Linked DNA regions of Homo sapiens: region 2 is linked to region 1. A link is an interaction called in ENCODE POLR2A ChIA-PET data of the cell type or tissue named here. Cell type or tissue: MCF 10A. All regions are shown on one strand.

What was found. ChIA-PET counts read pairs that join two places held together with the same protein. Peaks named below come from ENCODE experiments on the same cell type or tissue, not always from the same donor. Only the 100,000 strongest peaks of a DNase experiment are listed, where the experiment ranks them.
Region 2: POLR2A ChIA-PET joins it to region 1 with 5 read pairs; 3 of 35 experiments call an interaction of 5 or more read pairs at or near these places.

The regions. Positions count from the first base shown.
Region 1 is chr6:1,315,434-1,319,433 of GRCh38, forward strand. No RefSeq gene overlaps it. Among named protein-coding and RNA genes, the nearest start is that of FOXQ1, 5.3 kb to the left of the region's middle. In MCF 10A, no CTCF peak of the experiment used is centred here; no DNase peak of the experiment used is centred here.
Region 2 is chr6:1,130,166-1,134,165 of GRCh38, forward strand. No RefSeq gene overlaps it. Among named protein-coding and RNA genes, the nearest start is that of LINC01622, 31 kb to the left of the region's middle. In MCF 10A, no CTCF peak of the experiment used is centred here; a DNase peak (open chromatin) is centred at 1,706.

The sequences.
Region 1 (4,000 bases):
CATATTATAAATGTAACGGAGGATTTTCATCAGTGGGAGTACCAGGGTGAACACCTGTTCTTCAGTAGGTTCCTAGGCAATACAGTTTTAACAATGCATGGATTGCAAAATTTTAGAGAGTAATACAAACTGTGGGAAATGCAGAGACTAGAAACAGGCCTCATTGCCATGGCTGCCATTCTTGGGTAGATCCCATCTTACCCAGGACAGGAGGATGATTTGAGCTCTACATATAATGAGGTGGGGAAGGAGGGTGGCGTTTATTTCAGGATGCTCTCTTTTGGCAGGAATGGGAGAGAAACAATCTTCCCTAAATCAGGTTAACAGATGATGAGTCTTGACTGATTTGGATGACATCTACTTAGTAATCATAAAGAGTGATAATAATAGGGTTGAATTACGGCAAGAGGTAGACATTTGCACCCACAGGGCCAATAATCCGACCCCAAAATAAACCTGAAACAGACCAGCAACTAGGGGCAGGGGACAACAGGTTCCCTGGGTAGAAATGATCAGACCTCAACATGTTGCTTCCCTCTTCAAAACACATGGAGGAGAGAATGCGGGAGAGCAGGGAGTCAGCCAGCTCTGTCCTTCCCACCTCTGGTTCCAGGGGACCTTGTCTCTCCCACAGTGTGCCTCACCCACAGAGGCAAAGTGCAGCCTACTTGAACATCTTTTTTGTAAAGCCACTGTTTTCTTGTCTGCACTGATACGTGAAGACAGTCCTGCGAAGGGAGATTTAAAGTCGCTTCTGATTTATTCGTGTTAACACACAAACAGCAAAGTGAAAGACAAAGGTAGTGTTCCAAAAATCCCGGCTGTTCCGCCCTCCCCTCAAAAGAAAAAATAAATCCTTCCTTGCTAATGAACACCCTGGAGTCTGGTAGGATGCTGTCCCCTCCTAGCTTCTGGTCCCCTTCTTTGTTTCCCCAGGGACTATAAGCGTTTCTAAAAAATTGTCAGAGTCGCTTGAGTTTTGCACCCCTATTTCATGACCATTTCCAAGCTCAGTATCCCACGACTAGAAGGACATCACACTGGGCGGGCGGGGCGGGGGCATTGGAGGGTCCTGGGCTGTCGCCTCCTCCCTGTCCCTCCTTCACACACCCAGCCCCGGGGAGTTTCGGTTTCTCAGTGCTGGGTCGGAGGCAGCCCAGGAGGAAAGGCGACGGCACAGCTCCCGTTTTCTCAATGAAGGCAGAAAGCTGCACAGCTGCTTTTAGTTCAGGCGAAGCTGGAATTCCGCGGAGCCGCACCTGGCGGCAGGCACGCCGGCCTTCGGAGGGGCCGCTCGGTGCGGCTGCAGGACCCTGCACTCAGGCAGCAGCCTCGCGGTGGCGGTGGGACCTCTCGAGCCCAACAGCTCCTTCCAGCATCTGCCCAGAAAACTGCCTTCCTCGCAGGCGCGGGAGGAGGGTTCGGGGCTCACTGTGCCCAGGCCCCCAGGCCTGGCCGCGCCCAAGTGGCCCCCCGCGCCGAGGGCAGGGCTCGCGCCCCTGCCCCCGTCCACCCCCCTCCCGCCCCCCCTCCAGCCTAACCCTCCCCCCGCCCACCCCCTTCCCGCCCCCCTCCAGCCTACCCCTCCCCCCGCCCACCCCCTCCTCCCGCCTCCCCCCCAGCCTACCCCCTCCCCCCGCCCACCCCCCTCCTCCCGCCCCCCTCCAGCCTACCCCTCCCCCCACCCATCCCTCCTCCCGCCCCCCTCCAGCCTACCCCTCCCCCCACCCATCCCTCCTCCCGCCTACCCCTCCCCCCACCCATCCCTCCTCCCGCCCCCCTCCAGCCTACCCCCCCCCCCAGCCTACCCCTCCCCCCGCCCAGCCCTCCTCCCGCCCCCCTCCAGCCTACCCCTCCCCCCGCCTGCTCCTCTCTCCTCCCCTCGCCCCAGCGCGCCCATCCCGGGCAAAGGCACCCGGCCCCAGCTGCGCAAACACCAGGCTGAGGGGCACCCGAGTGACCCTCGGCCGACGCGGGGGGCGCGGGATGCCGGGTGCGGGCGAGGGTGTGTTTGGTTTGGGACTCGCCCTTTGACACCTGTCAGTCCTGCCTGGAGCTGCAGCTGTGGGGCCCGGGCTCGGTGGATCCCTTTTCAAAGAAACCCATGCTGGCCCCCCGCAGCCGCCGCCAACCCTCCCTGTCGGCGCCTTTAAACTGCCACAGTCCCTTCCACCCCGTCGAAAACCCCTCCAGGCCGCAGTGGGCAGCTGGGTGGGGAGAAGCGCACAGCGGCGCCGCCGTCCCGGCCCAGCCTGGTCTCCGCGCGAGCGCCTGAGGCCTTTCTGGACCGCCCGGCCAGGCCCTCTCTGCAGACAGGGACCAAGTCGGCTGCCTGTGGGGGCTGAAAACATCTCTGGGAAGCGACGCACTCGGTGCCATCAGCTTCCCCAGTTAGAAGCCTCCTTTCTGCTTAGAGCACGGTTCCCGCCAGTGCGGGAAGCATGGGGCTGCGTGGCCAAAGGGCCCTGGTCACCCTGCGCCTCCCCTGCCTGCGAGTGAGCCCGGGGGGTGAAAGCTTCGACCATCCCGGGGTGGACTCTAAGCCTTTTAGCTATGGATAAAGAACCTAACCAGGTCCCCTCTAGAATTGTGCCTTAGATTCTTGACCCCACATAAATTCTCAAAAACAATCGGAAAGTCCCACCCCCAATAGATAAAGATGCGTTCCTAGGGTCCCCCAGGGTGTAGCCCGCTCATTCTGAAGCATCCCTAAGGAGAAGCATCTGTGCCCATTCTGGTTCCCCTGTTGCACAGTTTCACAAAGCTGGTATTTTTTCTGCCTCAGGGAATGTGTTTTCACACACAAAATACAAAGCTAAACTAGACTGTCTTGGATCAACGCACATACTTTCAAGCTCAGTAAGAAACCCTAATTTTGCACGGGAGAAAATGGGGCCCCACAGTGTGTCTTTACATATTCCTTAGTGGCAGACGTGGGTCTGAAACCCAGAGGTTCCAGCTCCCAGCTCAGAATTCTTTCAGTTGTAACACAGTGATCCGGAGAGTGCAGAGCCAAACATACCATGCCCTGAACTCAGTTGAACCATTCAGATAATCGTCTCAATTCACTTTTATTACAATGGTCGTCAGATTCCCCATGCGGATAAATGGTTTCCGCCGCTATAAGAATTTGTCTCTTGTACGTCCTGCTTCACTCAGGACTAGCTTTTTCTAGAGGAGACTACAACGCCCTGGGAGACGTGCATGTGCGTATCTAGACCCTTCAGCTTCCACGTATCAGGCGATGCAGCCCCCTACAGGGACGGTGACACTGTTTGCTCTCACTCCGCAGCGTGCCAGATACAAACCCCCGCAAGGGCCACAGGCAGAATGATGCTTAGGAAGGGGTCTGCAGAGGCCGGGCGCGGTGGCGCACGCCTGTAATCCCAGCACTTTGGGAGGCCAAGGCGGGTGGATCACCTGAGTTAGGAAGTTCAAGACTAGCCTGACCAACATGGAGAAACCCCGTCACTACTAAAAATAAAAAATTAGCCGGGCGCGGTGGCGCACGCCTGTAATCCCAGCACTTTGGGAGGCCAAGGCGGGTGGATCACCTGAGTTAGGAAGTTCAAGACTAGCCTGACCAACATGGAGAAACCCCGTCACTACTAAAAATACAAAATTAGCCGGGCATGGTGGCGCACGCCTGTAATCCCAGCACTTTGGGAGGCCAAGGCGGGTGGATCACCTGAGTTAGGAAGTTCAAGACTAGCCTGACCAACATGGAGAAACCCCGTCACTACTAAAAATACAAAATTAGCCGGGCATGGTGGCGCACGCCTGTAATCCCAGCACTTTGGGAGGCCAAGGCGGGTGGATCACCTGAGTTAGGAAGTTCAAGACTAGCCTGACCAACATGGAGAAACCCCGTCACTACTAAAAATACAAAATTAGCCGGGCGCGGTGGCGCACGCCTGTAATCCCAGCACTTTGGGAGGCCAAGGCGGGTGGATCACCTGAGTTAGGAAGTTCAAGACTAGCCTGACCAACATGGAGAAAC
Region 2 (4,000 bases), 190 kb before region 1:
ACCTGAGGAGCCCAGCCTTTCCAAAATGGAAATGCAGCTGGCGACATGAAGAACAGAAACACCAACTGCATGGGGCCTGGAAAGGCATCTCCCCTTTACTCCACCATCATCACAGCTTTCCCGAGGAGAGAGGGAATGGTTGAGGCCATTTGACTATTGTTTTTCACCAGGACCACCTCCCACCCGATGGAGGCCACAGGCTCAGCTGACGTCCTAACTATTGACGGTCATCTTTGACACACACATCATATGTGGTGGGTCAGCTGTGGAAGTAGGGGTGGAAGTAGGGATTTCTTGTAAGACATGCCCTGGCAGCTCCCAAAGAAACAAAGGGCAAATGCTGCTTTCTCCGGAGTTGTGGAGAAGCATCTTCAAGCCTGTAGCCCTCTCCTGAAGCCAGATGAAGGACAGGTGTTCCAACCGCATGTTTTTATGACGCTGAGTTTGGATCTGTTTTTCTCCAGACTCACACTGAAACCCTTCCTCCAAGGGCTCTCAGCCCAACAAGATACTGGAAAAGAGGTTTGAACCCAGCTCCTCTAGTTCCCTATTGGCCTAACTGTTTAGTCAGAGCTGCCAGCACCATCGTTTCTGGAAGGAGCTCCTGGTGGTGAGGCTGTGCTAGAACCTGGAGAGAAGGGGCCCTTTGCCTCACCAGCAACACAGCTTGAATCCCAGCAGATGAAGGAGATCCATGCAGTCATCACCGGGTGTTCTCTGCAGCCTCGGTGACCCTCAGGGGAGCTTCCCGGAAAGGCAGGCGCTGCCCTGGAGCCTCTTTAGCAGGAGCTGAGCACGTCAAGTCTCAAGTGTGAGCTTTAAGTTTGGCCTGAGCTATTCAGCTGTAGCCACTTAAACAGAGAAAAACCTGACAACTCGTCACTAAGGCAATAAGTCAAAAAGCAACTTTTGTAAAAACCTAGTGACATAAATGCTCTACAGGGCAAATCAGATACTGCGGCAAATACAGAAGTAAGGCCCACAGCTACTGCCCAGAGCAAGCTCTCCTACACCTGCTAAGCCCCCTCACCCAACCCTCTGAGGCGGGGCCAAAACCTGTGGCCAGACCCAGGAATTCTGGTCGTTCCTTGATGGAGGCCAGAGACCTGGCCAAGGTCGTTAGAGTAGACTCCGTGGAAGCACAGAGTAGAATCTAAAAGCAACTTAGATTTGGATCTTCGGGAACAAGTAAGTGCACCTCAGATCTGGACATAAGCCCTTTCTGGTAGCACTGTTTTCTAGAAAGAAGACTGTACTAAAGTTCTGGATAACTCTCTCCCTGCCCCCAGTGACGTCTCAGAGCAGCCTCATGGACTGACTTGACCAGGCTCCCAGGCCCCCTGCCTCCAGCCCAGCTGTCCTTCCCTCTGTCCCCAGGGCTCAGTGTCTCTCTTTCTCTCTCTCCTTCTTTCTCTCTCTCCAACTGTTGTTTCCTGCTCTTCTACTTTCTCCATCTTCCTCCCTCTCATCTTTCCTTCTCTCTTATCTCTCTCTTCCTTTCACTCTCTATCTTTTTGGCTCTCTCCTGCCTATCCTCCCTTCCCTCTCCTCCTCTCTATCTCTTCATCTCTCTCTCCTCTCCCGTCTCTGTCCGTGTGTGTGTGTCTCTCTCTCCCCAACTCACGTTTCTCCCCTCCCCCACCCTGCTCCTAGTTAATGTTTCCAGTTAATTGACGTGTTGTTGGCCTCTCAGATTGGCATGATTCAACAGCCCTTCCTGGGGCTCACATGACAGGTCCTGCATGTTAGTCACAGAGCACTAAGAATGCCCCAGAGGAGTGGAGACCACAGACAGGATTATTCTCAGCTCTGACATGCACGGCATAGCACTCAGCACTAAATAAACTTGGGAAGTGTTCACAGTGCCGCAGTGTGTATATAGCACTGCAGCCTCCAGGCCAGAATAATTACACATGGACTTACAGTTTAGTTTACATTTAGAATACAGAAGGGACAAAATTCTTGCCTTAAGATCTATTTTCAGTGTTGACTTAGATTGAGACTTATGAGAGATGTGTCTAGGGCAGGGGGGTGCGTGCATGTTCACAGAGACCTAGAGGACCTACCTGGCCTCTGAAATGTTCTCACCTCAACCCTAAATGTACACCTGCTTCTACAATTAGAAGTTCATCACTTGGGCTTAAAAATTAAACGTAAGGGTGTGGGTGGGGGGCAAGGACGGCCTATCTCCCACCAAGATGTAAAAACTCCTATTTCATCAAACGCTTCTTTTTCAGAATAAAAGCATCCCCCTGATCTTTTACTGAGATTTGCTTTTTCCAGCAATGTCAGCAGTCAGGCCTGCACACTTCATGCGTGAGACAACAGGCTCCATAAGGGGGGAGTGGGCAGTCCAAGGCCAGCAGGTTTAGGGAAAGCAGGTCTCCTGACACCCCCAGCAGGCATTTTCCATCATAGCACATTGCACGTGGATTTGATAGCTCAATCAAAACATGCCATAGAAAAGATACAATTTATAAACGATAATGCCTAGAAGTAGATTCCTGAGGTAGGAATATCACTAAAATTTGATAGTTCAAAAGAGTGCAAAGGACTTCCAGGTTCTGGTAGCAGAATAGCAGCTCCTATCAGACTAAATCTCTTGGAAGTAACAGCTATAAACACTAGTCAAAATATTTTTAAAAAACAACTATCTGGAGGCACTGGAGAGAAGCAGGCAGAAGTAAGGGGAGTCCACACTTGGAGGAAGGCACCACACTAGAGAGACAGTGTTTGGAGTTTCCGTCCAGTTTAGTTAACTGTCTGCTAAAATGGAAATTCAATACTCTGCAGAGAAATATACCATAATTCAGAACCTCTACAGCAAATCATTTGCAACATCCAGAACAGGATCCAAAATCAGATATTCGAAGAAACTGAAGGGGAGTTTCAATGAAGATTGACCCAGAATCACCTAGATGTTGTAATGAACAGATAAGGATTTTTAAGCTCAGCTCTGGGACATAAAGGAAATTATACTTGTAATTAATGAACAACTAGGAAAGCACAGCCAAATGGAAATTCTAGATCTGAAAATACAATATCTAAAATGAAAATTTTACTAAATGGGCATAACGGGAGAGTGCAGAGGTCAAAAGAAAGATTCAGTGAACTTGGACTTCAATCTATAGAAATTAACCAATTTGAAGAGCAAAGAGAAAAAGGGATAAAAAGAAAGCGAGCGAAGAAGCCTCAGCAACCAAACCAAAAGCTCTCAAATAGATGCAGTGCGTGCGATTAGGGTTCTAGAAGAATGTTTGAAAAGTCGTGGCCAAATATTTTCCAAATTTGCTGAGAAAGAAATTCACATATTCAAGAAGCTCAAAAGAGTACAAAAACTTTAGAGGGATAATTTATAGAACACCCATATTAAATACTTATTAATACTTCTTTCTTGGTGTATCACTAGAACAGACGATTCTGTGACTGCCTCAATGTATTACTGCTTCTAATTAGACTTGAGGTTATCACAGAAACCAACTTTCCCTCACATTCTCATCCTTTTTCTTGTTCTTATAGAATATGATCAGAACACTTTCTTTTAGAGTATAGCTGTTCCTAAATTATTTTCATTTAACATATAAGAATGTTTAAGTCTATATTTTTAATTGATACATCATAATTGTACATATTTTGGGGGTACAATGTGATATTTTGATACATGTATACAATGTATAATGATCAAATCAGGGTAATTAGCAGTTTGTCACCTCAAATCTTTATCATTTATTTGTGTTTGTAACATTCGAAATCCTCTCTTCTAGCTATTTGAAAAAATACAATAAATGGTTGTTTACTATAGTTACCCTACAGTGCTGCAGAACACTAGAACTTATTCCTCCTCCCTAGCTGTAATTTTGTATTAATTAACCAACTTCTCCCTATCCAATCTCTGCTGCTACCCGTCCTAGCCTCCAGTAACCACTAGTCTACTCTCTGCTCCTAGACATTTTTGTTGTGTTTTTTTTTTTTGAGACAGTCTTACTCTGTCACCAGGCTG